Linked DNA regions of Mus musculus: all the other regions are linked to region 1. Evidence: chromatin contacts called from ENCODE Hi-C or POLR2A ChIA-PET data. All regions are on one chromosome and are shown on one strand. The core of a region is the stretch at or near the end of the contact, and the rest is flanking DNA. Distances in the headings are between cores, read along the strand shown.

Evidence for each region. A loop is a pair of places that touch in the nucleus more often than their neighbours do. ChIA-PET counts read pairs that join two places held with the same protein, here RNA polymerase II (POLR2A).
Region 2: POLR2A ChIA-PET joins it to region 1 with 18 read pairs in Patski. The contact joins the promoter of Fads1 here to the promoter of Fth1 in region 1. A Hi-C loop is called at or near these places in 2 of 37 maps with a recorded cell type or tissue (T-helper 17 cell and left cerebral cortex). POLR2A ChIA-PET finds 5 or more read pairs at or near these places in 4 of 5 experiments (Patski and embryonic stem cell).
Region 3: POLR2A ChIA-PET joins it to region 1 with 10 read pairs in Patski. The contact joins the promoter of Tmem258 here to the promoter of Fth1 in region 1. A Hi-C loop is called at or near these places in 1 of 37 maps with a recorded cell type or tissue (left cerebral cortex). POLR2A ChIA-PET finds 5 or more read pairs at or near these places in 3 of 5 experiments (Patski and embryonic stem cell).

The regions. Positions count from the first base shown.
Region 1 is chr19:9,980,499-9,985,111 of GRCm38, forward strand. Fth1 (ferritin heavy polypeptide 1) reads left to right here and starts at 2,148. Exons shown (of 4, transcript NM_010239.2): 1 at 2,148-2,485; 2 at 3,683-3,829; 3 at 4,062-4,187; 4 at 4,283-4,613. The coding sequence starts at 2,372. The coding sequence ends at 4,444.
Region 2 is chr19:10,181,368-10,185,771 of GRCm38, forward strand. Fads1 (fatty acid desaturase 1) reads left to right here and starts at 1,521. Exons shown (of 12, transcript NM_146094.2): 1 at 1,521-1,897; 2 at 3,560-3,670; 3 at 4,318-4,404. The coding sequence starts at 1,685.
Region 3 is chr19:10,202,234-10,207,058 of GRCm38, forward strand. It overlaps Tmem258 (transmembrane protein 258), which reads left to right and starts at 1,969. Exons shown (of 4, transcript NM_026919.1): 1 at 1,969-2,031; 2 at 4,191-4,300. The coding sequence starts at 2,029. It overlaps Fen1 (flap structure specific endonuclease 1), which reads right to left and starts at 2,160. Exons shown (of 3, transcript NM_007999.6): 1 at 1,862-2,160; 2 at 1,455-1,786.

The DNA.
Region 1 (4,613 bases), core at 898-3,397:
TGTGGGTGGGAGTATTTTGATTTTTCTCTCATCTTCCTGTCAGTACCAAAGTCATACTTTATTGTAATATATATGTATCTGTGCATATGCATCCCACATTTGATGATATGATAGCTATCTCCAGCCAACCTTCCCTCCCGACCTTTGTTTTCTTCAGGGTTTACAAGCTAGTCCACTGGCTCCATATGAACCTCAGAATCACGACCTGCCAAAGAGACACTGTATTTTCACATCTCTGACTCTGTTGAGTTACAGGGTTAGAGCTGACATTTGTAGTATGGAAGATGACCGACCCTTCAGGAAGATAGCACCTCCTTTCCCCAATACTTGCTTGGCTTTGTTTCGTGGTATTGGTGATCTTATTACTTGCTACTTGAGTCTCTGCTGCTAAGGTAAGTGAAAATATTTGCTCACTACCATCACCCTCTTGCTGGTCTTCCATCATATTTTTCTGATGGTGGTTACCCTTAGAAAAAAATTGCATGCATTCTACATGTGACAATGACTAGGCTGGACTCCTACCAGTTTTGTATTGATTTACAGTAATGTTCCTAAAATCAAATGGATATGATATATCCATATTACCTACAGGGTAAAGTTTAATGACTTTTTATGGCTCGCCAGTCTGACTATGTTCTTTCCAGCTCTCCCCAACATGCACTTCGTTTTTCGGGCCAACAAACACACTTTCCTTAAGGTTCCTTGAACAAGGGAAGCATTCCCATGCCTGCCCATTTGCTATTCCCTCTACTTAGAACTCCTTTCCCCACCTCCCTCCTCCACTTTCCAAAGGGAATTTGTTCATCAACTTTAGCTCAGCATCAGTCTCCTAGGGCCATCGTCCTGAAGTCTGACTCCAGGATATTTATCCAGAAGCATCCTGCAGCTAGATTACCACTGAAATCTTTCCTGAAAAGAACATATATAACGTGTAGTTTTAAAAGACTAAGTACTAGTAATGTATTTCAGTAGACGTACCTTAAAAGGGGGGAAGAGGGTTATAATCCCAGCTCTCTGACGAACCAGCCTGGCTTACACAGAGAGTCCCTGGCCAGTCTGGGTTACTGATCCAGTAACTTTGTCAATCTTGCTTCAAAACAATAACAACAAAATCGAAGTCCAACTTCCAGTTTTGAGAATATGAACAGCATCTGCTGGTTCTCCACCTGTGTTAAAGACTAGACAAGGCTGAGCACAAGTGGATGTGGATGGCAGGGCCTAGCAAGACGCAGTGGCTAATCTCTAGTTCTGCTTGCTATCCAAGAATTCGCACCCATTTTGAAGCTGGGCCACAGCTACAAGATAGACACAGTTGGCTTGTCCCTCTGCAGTTTCCTGCACCTGTCACCTGCCATTCTGCAAGCATCAACTTCACTCCAAGGACAAACCCAAAGGTTACTGAGAAAGATAAAGGAGACCATTTTGAAACAGACACACGTAGGTCACTTCTTTACTTTTCTAATCCAGAGACGTCTCTTAATTTCAAGCATCACCAGGGGCTTTCTCAGAAACCTAAATGGTTTGGCCCCAGGATTGCCCTATAGACAGACGGCTGTTGTCCTGCTCTAAGGAGAAATGCGCCTTCTTAGCCTTTGTTTTTTCAACTGTTCTCAGAGCCATGTTTGCCTTAGCAAAAAGCCGGGGTTGCTTGAGTCAGAAGAACAGGGTAGACCCTAACCTCCTCGCCAATAGTTCCCCTACTCCTCCTCTGAGCTTCTCTCCACAGATTCTGAAGGAGGGAAAGCCGCTCTTTCCCAGTCCAACTTATATGTCGTTCGCCATTTACAGCGCCACGCTTCCATTTTCCTATTTGTAAGACGAAGTCGCTGTCTGGTGTATGTCACGACTAACAACACGCACTTTGCCTAGAGTTTAGGGATATCCTGTGAGAATTGAAAATCATCCTCATCGGTACCCTCTGTGCCCATCTGGGACCCAGATGCCTCTGCAGTACGGCTAGATCCAACTACGCCCGCCCCGGGCCACAGAAACAGCGCGCTTGTTGCCAGGCACCGCTCTTGCAGAAGCTCAGAGCCCCTTGCGTCGCCTCACACTCACACAGGCTCCTCCCCGCCCGCGCCCTGCGGGTTTGGGCAACACGCCCACAGGAAGAGGCGGGGCGGCGCGGCCCGCTGCGCTGATTGGCCAGCGCTCGCCTGACGCAGGATCCCGCTATAAGTGCGGCCCGCTGTCCCCTCCTGCGCCAGACGTTCTCGCCCAGAGTCGCCGCGGTTTCCTGCTTCAACAGTGCTTGAACGGAACCCGGTGCTCGACCCCTCCGACCCCCGCCGGCCGCTTCGAGCCTGAGCCCTTTGCAACTTCGTCGTTCCGCCGCTCCAGCGTCGCCACCGCGCCTCGCCCCGCCGCCACCATGACCACCGCGTCTCCCTCGCAAGTGCGCCAGAACTACCACCAGGACGCGGAGGCTGCCATCAACCGCCAGATCAACCTGGAGTTGTATGCCTCCTACGTCTATCTGTCTATGGTGAGTGCGGCCTCCTCAGGGCCACTTGGGGAGCCGGCGGAGGGTGGGTCGGGGCGTGGCCTGCTGCGGGCTTCCCCGCCTTCCAGCGCCCTTCTGGAAAATGGAGTTTGTTCGGGGTTCTTTCCTAAGGCAGGCAGCCCTGCCGTGGCAAGTCTGAGCACATAGCACCTTGTGGCTCCTGCATAGATCAGGCATGTCATTACACCACTTTTTTTTGAAGCCTTAGGGCAGTACGACTGTCAGCCTGGCCAATCAACCCTGCAGTTAGGTGCATTTTCTGCACGCTCGTCCCCTCCGATCACGTGGCCTACAAGCTTCTCTGTTTGGTTATGCATCCTGCTCCAGTTCCTCCTGGAGTATGGCGGGTCTGCTTGGTCATGGTGTCGAGTGGCAGCCTTGGGGCCTGGTGTAAAGAGGCTTATCTCTTGTGAGCTTACTCTTGTCCCCTTCAAAGCAGCCGCCTCCACCTCTCTGCTTATCACAGAGCCTCACTTGCATTGAAACTTATCGCTAGGAATCTCCCCTTCTGTAGTTATCAGTGTCACCCCGACCTTGCATTTACAAGGCATCATGTTACTGTATTTTTCTTATTTTGCATGAGTGTGGCTTACTAACAAGTGGTAGGTACATACTTGTTGGGAAAAGCCTGCTATCAATTGCTGGACAAGGAAGTTTTCCATGTAATAGTTTCTGAAAAACAGGTTTGGGGAAGGCCTGGACTTTGAAACAGGTCCAACTTCTGTGGCTGTCATTCCTGGAATATGAATACACTGAGTGCTTAAAACTGAAAATCAAAGCTTCTCCTAATATATTTGTGCTAAAATGCAATGCCCTCAATTGTTAACAGGGCATGATGCATTAATTTTATAAATCAGTGGTTGTTTGTAGAGCTGGAAGCCTTGTGACCTTGTGTTAGCTACTTTTTACATGATTGGTGAAGGAGGAGAAAAATGGCCTCCCAATGCAGGATACTCTAGCACCCTACCTCTTAGACAAGTAGATTTGGGCTTGGCTTAAATTTTTTTCTCTGCACTAATACCGAGCCGTAGAACACTTGATAAAGCCAAGTCCCAAGGTTTGCCTTCCCATCCTTACTGAACTTTTAAAAGGCCGAGTAGGATGGCTCACAGCCTTTGCATACAGCCATTGCGGTGCCTTGCAGTGGAGATCAGTAACATGTACCCTTTCCACTTTCAGTCTTGTTATTTTGACCGAGATGATGTGGCTCTGAAGAACTTTGCCAAATACTTTCTCCACCAATCTCATGAGGAGAGGGAGCATGCCGAGAAACTGATGAAGCTGCAGAACCAGCGAGGTGGCCGAATCTTCCTGCAGGATATAAAGGTAAGTAGATCCTAGGGGTGCCCTAAATGAGCGGTTAGACTTTATTCAGGAAATGATGGTGCACTGAGGCTTCTGTCCTTGTGTTGTTGGCAAATGGCAGTTGTCGAGCATCCTGCGGTGAAAGCTTAGAGGAAATTGAGGGCAATCCTTTGCCCAGAGCATGATGGCTCAGTGTGAGGTGTTTCCTGGCTTGGGTTGATTGGTAGATGACTTGACCCGATGTTTCATTCAGAAACCAGACCGTGATGACTGGGAGAGCGGGCTGAATGCAATGGAGTGTGCACTGCACTTGGAAAAGAGTGTGAATCAGTCACTACTGGAACTGCACAAACTGGCTACTGACAAGAATGATCCCCACGTGAGTATCGGAAACGTGGGATGAGTGGAGGAGATGATTTGCCGCAGGACTTGGGAGAGCTGACCAGTAACTTTGTCCCATGTTCTCTTTCCTAGTTATGTGACTTCATTGAGACGTATTATCTGAGTGAACAGGTGAAATCCATTAAAGAACTGGGTGACCACGTGACCAACTTACGCAAGATGGGTGCCCCTGAAGCTGGCATGGCAGAATATCTCTTTGACAAGCACACCCTGGGACACGGTGATGAGAGCTAAGCTGACTTCCCCAAAGCCACGTGACTTTACTGGTCACTGAGGCAGTGCATGCATGTCAGGCTGCCTTCATCTTTTCTATAAGTTGCACCAAAACATCTGCTTAAGTTCTTTAATTTGTACCATTTCTTCAAATAAAGAATTTTGGTACCCAGCTTCTTTTCTTTGTGAT
Region 2 (4,404 bases), core at 271-2,770, 200 kb after region 1:
AGAATTGTTAGAGAACAGGCTCTGTGCCACAGTTGGCAAACGGCGCTCTAAAGAAGCTCATGCTTCCAGAAATAGAGATTGCTAGATTCACCAGTCTACACACTGCTGGTGTAACCACTGCTGAGGCTGTCACACAAACTTCACGATTGATTGCGTCCTACTGTCTCCTGACAATTAAGGCCACTAAACCTGTATAATTCTAATTAATATAGTGAAACACAGTGGTGCTTGCCTATGATTACAGCACTTGGGAGGCCAAAGCAGGGCGATCATTGCAACTTCGAAGCTAATCTGTTCATCACAGTGAGTTCCAGATCAGCCAGGGCTACTGCTTCCAGGGACAAAAATAACAACAAAACACAATACGAAACTAAGATCACTAGAAATAGAAAATGCTAAAGCTAATTGCAAATGTTAAACTACATACAAAGAAGGCAAGGCTGGCCTTTCTTCGTTTTATTTTTGTTTTAAAATCGTTTTTAAAATTGCATTTATTTATTTATTTACGTGTGTGTGTGTGTGTGTGTGCTGCCATGAATTGCAGGCAATGTAGGCTAGAAGAAAAACTTGTGGAAGTCAGTACTCTCCTTCCATCTTGTGGGTCCCAGGGATCCATTTCAGGTCACTGGGTTTTGCATCAGGCAACTGTTCCTCCTGAACCATAGAGCTATCATTAGTATTGTTATCATCATCATCATCACCACCACCATCATCATCATCATCACATTTTAGTTAGTGCATGTGTGTGTGTGCATGCGTGCATGTGTTAATTGTGTGTGTGTGTTCCTAAGTACTATATTCTTGTAAGTCAAAAGTGACGGCCAATCATAGCAGACAAGACTTCTGTTAGCGTTGGGCTATCACGTGAGCAAAAGCCTGGAACTGTAGCCAATCAGTCTCTTTCTTTATGTTAGTCCTCTTTCTTTCCACACATGCTAACTGCCCACCTTGCTAGGAAGGGGGATCTCTGAACGGCTACTGGGTCAGGATGCTGTTTTGTTTGCTAAAGCCACTGTGTTTAATTTGTCACGTGTTTCCTAGGGGCAGGAAATTGACAGAACGTTTGCCTTAGCACAATCTGCTGTATGAAACAGAACGTGGAAAGCAGTGCCTGTAAACCCAGAACTCAGGAGAGTCAGAGGTTCAAGGTCATTCTCAGCTACACAGTGAGTCTGGGGCCGGCCTGAGCAACATGAGAACTGTTTTCTTTTCTATATGTTCACACCAAGCTTCTATGCGCCCTTGGGACCTCCGCCTTAGCTACATCAAGCTGTGACGCACTCAAAGGAACCGTTATCCTATCAATCCCTACCATGCTCAATAAAAAAATAAATAAATAAATTCCGAAGTGGAATAGCCTGGAGACCACTTTCAGGCCCCGCGAGGGGGCGCGTCTCTGCCGCTGGAAGTAGCCTGAGTCTCTCCGGGGAGTGGGGAGTCTGTCTTTGCTACCCGAGAGAGGCGGAGCTCGCGCCCCACGCCACTCGGCTCAGCCAATGGGAGCTCGCGCCGCGGGGCTCGGCGGTCCGCGCCAAGGGTGCTGAAAACCCTGCGCGCGAACGGCGGTCTCCGGGCGCGCGCTCGAGGCAGCCCGACGCTCCCCTAGTTCGCGAGCCTGGCGTGCGCTGCCCCGCGGCCCGGAGCGCGCACCTCTCAGACTCCAGCTTCCCCCGCCAAGCTTGCTATGGCTCCCGACCCGGTGCCGACCCCTGGCCCGGCCTCCGCCCAGCTCCGCCAAACGCGCTACTTTACTTGGGAGGAGGTGGCGCAGCGCTCCGGGCGGGAGAAGGAGCGATGGCTCGTGATCGACCGGAAGGTGTACAACATCAGCGACTTCAGCCGCCGCCACCCGGGGGGCTCCCGGGTCATCAGCCACTACGCGGGTCAGGATGCCACGGTGAGAGCGGACAATAGGCGCATCTGCACCTCGGGGAGGGACATTGGCGGGGAGAGAGGCCTTTGAACCCGGGATGCAAGCGCCTGAGAGACCGGAGCGGTAGACGGTGGCCGGAGACACGCACACTCAAACAAAGGGCTGGTTGCACATCCGTGCTTTGCCTCTGGAGTCTCAAGCATGGGTTGGATAGGAGGGAATGAGCTTTCCAGGCACCCGTTCAACGGTACTTGCAACCTCCGGTGGTGGGAGGAGGAGTCTGAGCAGAGAGTGGGAGTCGCGTCCTGTCTGCCAGGCTAGGAGGGTGAACACAGCCTTGTCTGACCTAGAGAACTGGCCCTAAGTTGGGATTCGGAGCGGAAAGGAAGTGGGAAAGGACTGCTTGCGCTAGGGATGACACTGAGGACCCGGTGCTTGGGCATCACCTGTACATTGTGAAGCCCGGAGGGTAGGGTAATGAACCTGAGCCGGTCCAAGACAGCTTGCAGTTGGAGTCGTAAAACTGTACTCGGATTCTTAGTGCGAGGTCACTTGGGCCAGGGAGGTCGACTATTGAGGGAATAGGGCTCCCGCGCGATTAGACACTTCGCGGGGTCGCGTCCCTTTTCCGTTGTAGCTTACTGAAGGAAGAGTCAGTACGAACCCCAGCTTCTGTCTAGTGGCCCTGTTTTCTCTTTTTAGACCATATCCTCCCTCAGAGGCGAGGGCCGGACTAGGAATGACTTAGGACAGAGCATTCTTTGACAGGATTGTCATCTGTTGGGTCTCTACATTTGGGTCCATCTCCCTTTTAACTACCTAATGCCATCCCTCCGACCTCTTACTCCTTGTCTGCCAGTCTAACGTGCTCCCGGGGTCCTCAGGGTTCCTATTAAGTTGCCCATGAAGTTAGAGGTGGAGGGCCTTAGCGACCAGGCTAGAAGGAGCCGGTTTCTAGAAGTAACCACCCAGAATCCAAACAGCAGTGCATTCCTATACCGGTTCATGAAAGGATGGAGCAGACCCGCTCCGTCTAGGCTTCCCATTCTGTGTGGCTTGGGGGCCTAGGATTTCATGGCAAGGACAGCGATTGGTCTGGATGTGTGGTGCCACTGACCACGGACTCCACCTCCGCTTACAGCTTTTTTTCCCTAAGGCCCTCCCACCCACCTTGTATAACCCATATTAACTATTCCGGAGCGGGAATGGTCAGAATGTTGAGGGAAATAGGGAACCCTGCCCAAAGGAGGAAGAAATGTGAAGAGTTCCCCAGCGCTGGCATAGGTAGGGAGTCTTCCTCACAACAGAAGCTGGCTAAGAAAGAAAGGGACATGTTGAAAGTACTGTAGGAACAAAAACCTCATAGCCCCACCTATTCCCGCAAGCTGCTTCTCTCCTGTGCTAAATTCCTACACCAAGTGTCTGTAGACATGAAGGCTAGCTTCGTCAGGTCCGTGTTTGTGGCATTCAGCGGAGTCTTTCCAGTCTTTGGTGTAGTGCCCTTTCAGTGGAAACCCAAATGCCAGGTGATCTGGGACTGACATCTGGAAGAACAGTAGGGAGGAGGGAGGAGGCCTTGCATCAGCATTGATGCAAACCTTGTTGACCTGGAGGATGGTCTTTGATGTGAGGCCCTTGGGAGCCTGGGAGACAGGGGTCCTCACTGTCTTCTCTCTGTATTTTTAGGATCCTTTTGTGGCATTCCACATCAACAAGGGTCTTGTGAGAAAGTATATGAACTCTCTTCTGATTGGAGAGCTGGCTCCGGAGCAACCCAGCTTTGAACCCACCAAGAATGTGAGAGGCCATGTTTGCTGTTTGGAGACTTAGTTGTGGAGGGAGAGGGGGCAAATGCCTGCATAGGATCACAGGTGACGGTTCTTGGGAGTCTTGAGTAGTCATGGGGTAATAAGCCCACTGGAGCTTGTTCCAGTGCTACTACCACCGATGCTCCCATCACCAGTCCTCCCACCAGTAGTGCTCTCATCATCAGTGCTCCCACCAGTAATGCTCCCATCACTAGTACTCCCATCACCAGTGCTTCCATCAGCAGAGCTCCCATCACTCGTATTCCTATCACCATTGCTCCCATCACCAATGCTCCCATCACCAGTGCTCCCATCACCAGTGCTCCCATCAGCAGTGCTCCCATCACTGACAGCAGACCTATTTACTGAGCATCATGTACCAATGTAAACTCATAAAATACTCTTCATATATGCACACATAAGAAAACACGCTCAGAGAGTTTAAGCTGCAGAGACCCAAAGTAAGTCTGTTTAGCTGCCGGACATGATGCCATTTATAGGAGCTTTTCCTATCCTCCTTCCCCATCAGGGTATCTTTGCCTAAGACTGTGGACTTCCCACAGCTACCTGCACGGGAGGTTCTCTTCAAGGGTTAGGGGTGCCACTGAGAAGAATTATAGCCCCCGTCTCCCACAGAAAGCGCTAACTGATGAATTCCGGGAGCTGCGGGCCACAGTAGAGCGAATGGGCCTCATGAAGGCCAACCACCTCTTCTTCCTGGTC
Region 3 (4,825 bases), core at 719-3,218, 220 kb after region 1:
GCCAGAGTTACATAGTTGAGACCCTGTCTCAAAAACAAACAGAAAATTAAGTTGGGAAAGAGAATCCATTTTAAACAAAAATATCTGCATTGTGTCAGTCAAGTCATATTAATGTGTTAAATGTACAATAAAAGGATTTTCTAATATGCAATTTATTAAGGTTATCTTGCTCGCCCAATGTTAGTGTGTCCACACCATAAGAAAGTCCTGTCAAGGGCTGGTGAGATGGCTCAGTGGGTAAGAGCACCCGACTGCTCTTCCGAAGGTCCAGAGTTCAAATCCCAGCAACCACATGGTGGCTCACAACCATCTGTAACGAGATCTGATTCCCTCTTCTGGAGTGTCTGAAGACAGCTACAATGTACTTACATATAATAAATAAATAAATCTTAAAAAAAAAAAAAAAAAAAAAAAAAGAAAGTCCTGTCAATTGTTCTAATTTGTTCCCAGTCTTACTTCACTGTGTCTTTTCTGAAGCCCAAGTGGCCCTGTATAGTCCCCTTCCTTCCTGACTACAAACACCTCAGCACACGTTACTTGTATAGCACAGAAGCCTAGTGAAGAGGCCTGCTTCTCTCTTTGGTCTTCTTCCTGCCCTCCTTCCTTACTTCTTCCTGGTTCGTATTACTGTGGTTCCTCTAAGAATACAAGCAGCAAAAACTCAGTCTTAAGGCTAAAGACTGTAGCTCTCCCTGGTACAGTGGCTTGCCTAGCATGCATGGAGTCCCATGTTGAATCCTCAGACCAGAAATCAAATAAAAAACTCATCCTTGAATCTGGTATTCTGTGTGTGGGTATAACAATGGGGACTGAGCTAGAGCCCTCACTCCTGCTAGCAAGTGCTCTACATCTTCAAGATTGTGTAACACAAGTCACTTCTGAGTTGTTAAATAAGAATGAATAACCATTTCTGCCTTGCAGAACCGGTCAACCAAAAACCCAGATGGAATACACACATCACCAGATGCCGTGCCATGTTCCCTAGTCAACCATATGGTTCACACCTCACTTACTACGTTGCTAGAATGAATACAGGCTATTACCACCCATCATGTCACACAGAGGGAAACCTGTTCTGTCCTGATAGTCTCAGTCCCGCCTCCACAGGACCTTCCAGATAGCAAAGCCTTAAATGAAATGGCTGCAGGCAGGATAAAAACACACCTAGTTCCCCTGCTCCCCACTCCCCAGAGGCCTACTGATTAATCACCGTATTAACTGGGCCCCACTGTTCTACGGAGTCTTCCAGACTTCCCTTCACCAGAAATGTCCTTGGGGCTTTTCCAACACCTGCCTCAGTCAGAAATACAAGAAAGCACTGTCTCTGGATGTCAGCAGAACATGAACCCATTTCCTTATTAAAGGCACAGAACTTCCCCGCTCCATACTCCTCACAAGGGCCCTAGGATGAACACGCTCTGGTCTCTGAGTCCTCACTGGAAGGAGGGTACTACCTTCTTCCTACCGGCGAAGAGGAATGTTCGGAGCAGAGCGAATGGCCCAAGCCCGGGCTGCCCGGTGCTGTTCCCGCGGCTCTGCCGCTTTCAGAGACGCTTCCGCGAGACCTCACCCCGTCTCGAGTGCACGAGCCTTAAGCAGCTAGCAGTGGTTTGGAGTCCACAGCGTTCTCTGGACAGTCCCGAGCCCGTTCTTTCAGTATCGTTCCCAGCTTCGCCGCCTTCCAAAGCCCGCGCTCTCGTCACGTGATCTGCCAGGCGCGAACAGCCTCCTGGGAAATGTAGTGTATGCCCCACCAGGTCCGATAGCAGCTTTCATAGTGGGCGTTCTTTCTGGGGAAAAAATGAATTAAAACCTAAACTTCACACCACCCTTTCCCACAGTCCGACTCCATGCTACTCACAGCAGGTCCGCATAGTCCTAGTTCCCGTTACTCCTGAGAACATGGGACTACAAGTCCCACAATGCCACGCGCAAGGGACCACATCCTTTTCCTGTTGCTCAGTGCGCTTGCTCCTGCCGACGTGTTCTTCCGGTGGCGGATCGGTGGTTTATCCTGTGCGGGGCAAAATGGTGAGATGATGGGAGTTAACGGACAGTGCTGTGGCCAGGACCTAGGGCTCTTGTGTGCCCGGTCCTCACCGCGTTCTTCCGCGGAGGCCTCAGTATGGAGTGCCCGGTGGGTGGGACGCCGCTGAAACTCTAGTTTGAGTTAGGGACGGGAAAGCAAGCCCCTTACCGTGTATTCCTCAGGCTGAGGTTTCCATCACAATGTGCTTATGATGTTGTTGACTATAATTCTGAAGGTCACAGGGTGCACTTTGAAAACCTTCGCGTTTTTATTTTTCTTTCTTATGATCAGTTATCTCTATCTGGAAGGATTCCCTTGCTGAAATCTTACTTATCCCGCAAGGCCCTTGTATAAATACCATTTCCTGGTAAAACACTTGTAACTCTCATAGGTACTTGTCTTGTCTTCTGGGAGCTCTCAGTCTGTACACACCTCTTGCCACGTTTCCTGGACTTCTTTTTTTTAATCTGCCACGCCTCCTAGTGACCACCATCTGACGTGCATCTAGTTCTGGGATGATGTCTATTCGTCTTTGTATTCCTGTTGCCCAACACTGGGCCTGCATTTGGAGGTTCCATAAATGGCAGCGATTGTCCTTGGCTCTTTTAGGGGGGAAGGGGGACATAATTGTTTACTGAATTGAATTCCTGTGTCTCCTAGAACAATGGGCTCAGTCTACTTCTCTGGAGTTGTTATGTTCTGGACTTTAGAAACATTGGCAAGAAAGTGACAATGGAAGTTAACATTTGTACAGAACTTTACGTTTATAGCCCTTTCACAGGGATTATCTCATCGTCTTCTCTGCAACTTTAGGAAGGAAACAAATACCTATTGAGCAGTTACTCTGTGCCGGGCAGTAAACTAGATGTGTCAACATTCATCTTTCTCCAATCATGCATCAGCCCTGTGACACAAACAGTGTTATAACTACTTAACTCAGACTGAGGATTCAGTAGGGCCAGAATTATCCCAATTGTCTTCTGCCAGGAGATCCCCGTGGCTCCCCCCTAAGGCAATGAAAAGCAGTACTCCTACATTAGAATTTGAGCTGTCTGTACTAGTGTAGGCTCCGGCTTCCTGTACAAATTAACGGCTTAGAGTCTGGACACAGATCCAAAAGCAGTGGGAATTGTGGGCAAGCGTTTTTCTTTAGGTGTCTTCCCCCAGACAGATCCATGACTTACATAGTGATCATTAGCTAGAAACCCCTAAGAGCCATTATCCTCTGACTCTTAGCTGCTCTTATCTCACTGAAAGTGGCTGCTGCCATTCTTTGTTGTTATTGTTGTTTGTTTTATTTCCCAGTGTTGGGGATCACACTTAAGACTTCATGCATGCTAGGCAAATGTTCTACCACAAAGCCTGCCACGTCCCTACTTTTAAGATGTGATGTAGAGCTAGGAGATGGCTCATGGGCAAAGGGTTTGGTGTGCAAGCCTGATAGCCTGAGTTGGATCCTAGAACCCACATTACTTTTTAAAATCCAGGTGTGGCCAGGCGATGGTGGTGCATGACTTTAATCCCAGCATTCAGAAGGCAGAGGCCGTCAGATCTCTGTGAGTTTGGGGCTAACCTGGTCTATAGAGTGAGTTCTAGGACAGTCAAAGCTACCCAGAGAAACCCCGTCTCAAAACCAAACAAACAAAAGCCAGATGTGGTAACCCCAGAACTCACACACCGCAAGATGGAAAATGGACACAAGAGAAATGTCCAGAAGCCTTAGGGCTGCTTACCCTGGAATGCGTGTTACAGTGACCAAAGCCCAAGAGAGACCTTGCCTCAAGCATGGCAGAAGGCGTCTCTCAGAAAGTTGTCCTCTAACGTCTAAGAAAGGAGATGAGGAGTGACCTGCAAAATGGCAGGTAAATGCAATGCACCTACTTTCAAGCCTGGTGACTTGGGGTCAGTCCCCAGGACCCACATGGTGGAAGGAGAAAACCAATTCTTGTAATTTGTCCTCTGACAAATTACACTCAAAATGCACTCATTGGTACCTAAACGCACACATATACACAGAGTAAATAAAGGTAATACAATTTAACACACGCAGCCAAAATGATTGTAATTTCCACAGTGACTCACTTGAAGGAGTGCCCAGCAGCACACATCTGCTCCACGGTCTCCCCAGATTGAAACTGAGATGGCCTGTTTTCTTCCTTAGGAGCTCGAAGCCATGAGTAGGTACACCAGCCCAGTGAACCCGGCTGTCTTCCCTCACCTGACTGTGGTACTTCTGGCCATCGGCATGTTCTTCACTGCCTGGTTCTTCGTGTATCCTTTATTTGCAGCCAGGAGGCAGAATTAGTGACCATGGAAGCGAGAGAGAAACCACATTGGAAAACTGCTACTTTTTTCCTTTGAGGTGGGATTGAGACAAAGTAAGTTAGGAGGAGGCTGGTGCTGCCCAAGGGCAAGCCATGGCCTTCTTTTCCAACTTCAAATTTGCTCAGTTTACTTTTCAAACTGAGGTTCAATAGGTGGTTCATTGGTATTTGGGGGTTTGGTTTGGTCTTGTTTTGAGACAGGGTCTCACTGTGCAGACATGGCTGATGTCAAACTCATGGGGTCCATCTGCCTCTGGAGAGTGCTGGGATCACAGGAATATACAACTCCACCCGGCAGAAAGGTGAAGTGCTCATGTCCCAGCTGTACTAGGAGCCATACATGACTAGAGGCTAGAGGCGATTGGCCTAAGTACTGTGGGCTGCTTTTCCTCGTGGATGTCAGAGATACGGTGTGGAGCACCAGAGTCCATGCCATTTCTTGGTCCCCTCTGCCTGGCTGCATCAAGCTAGA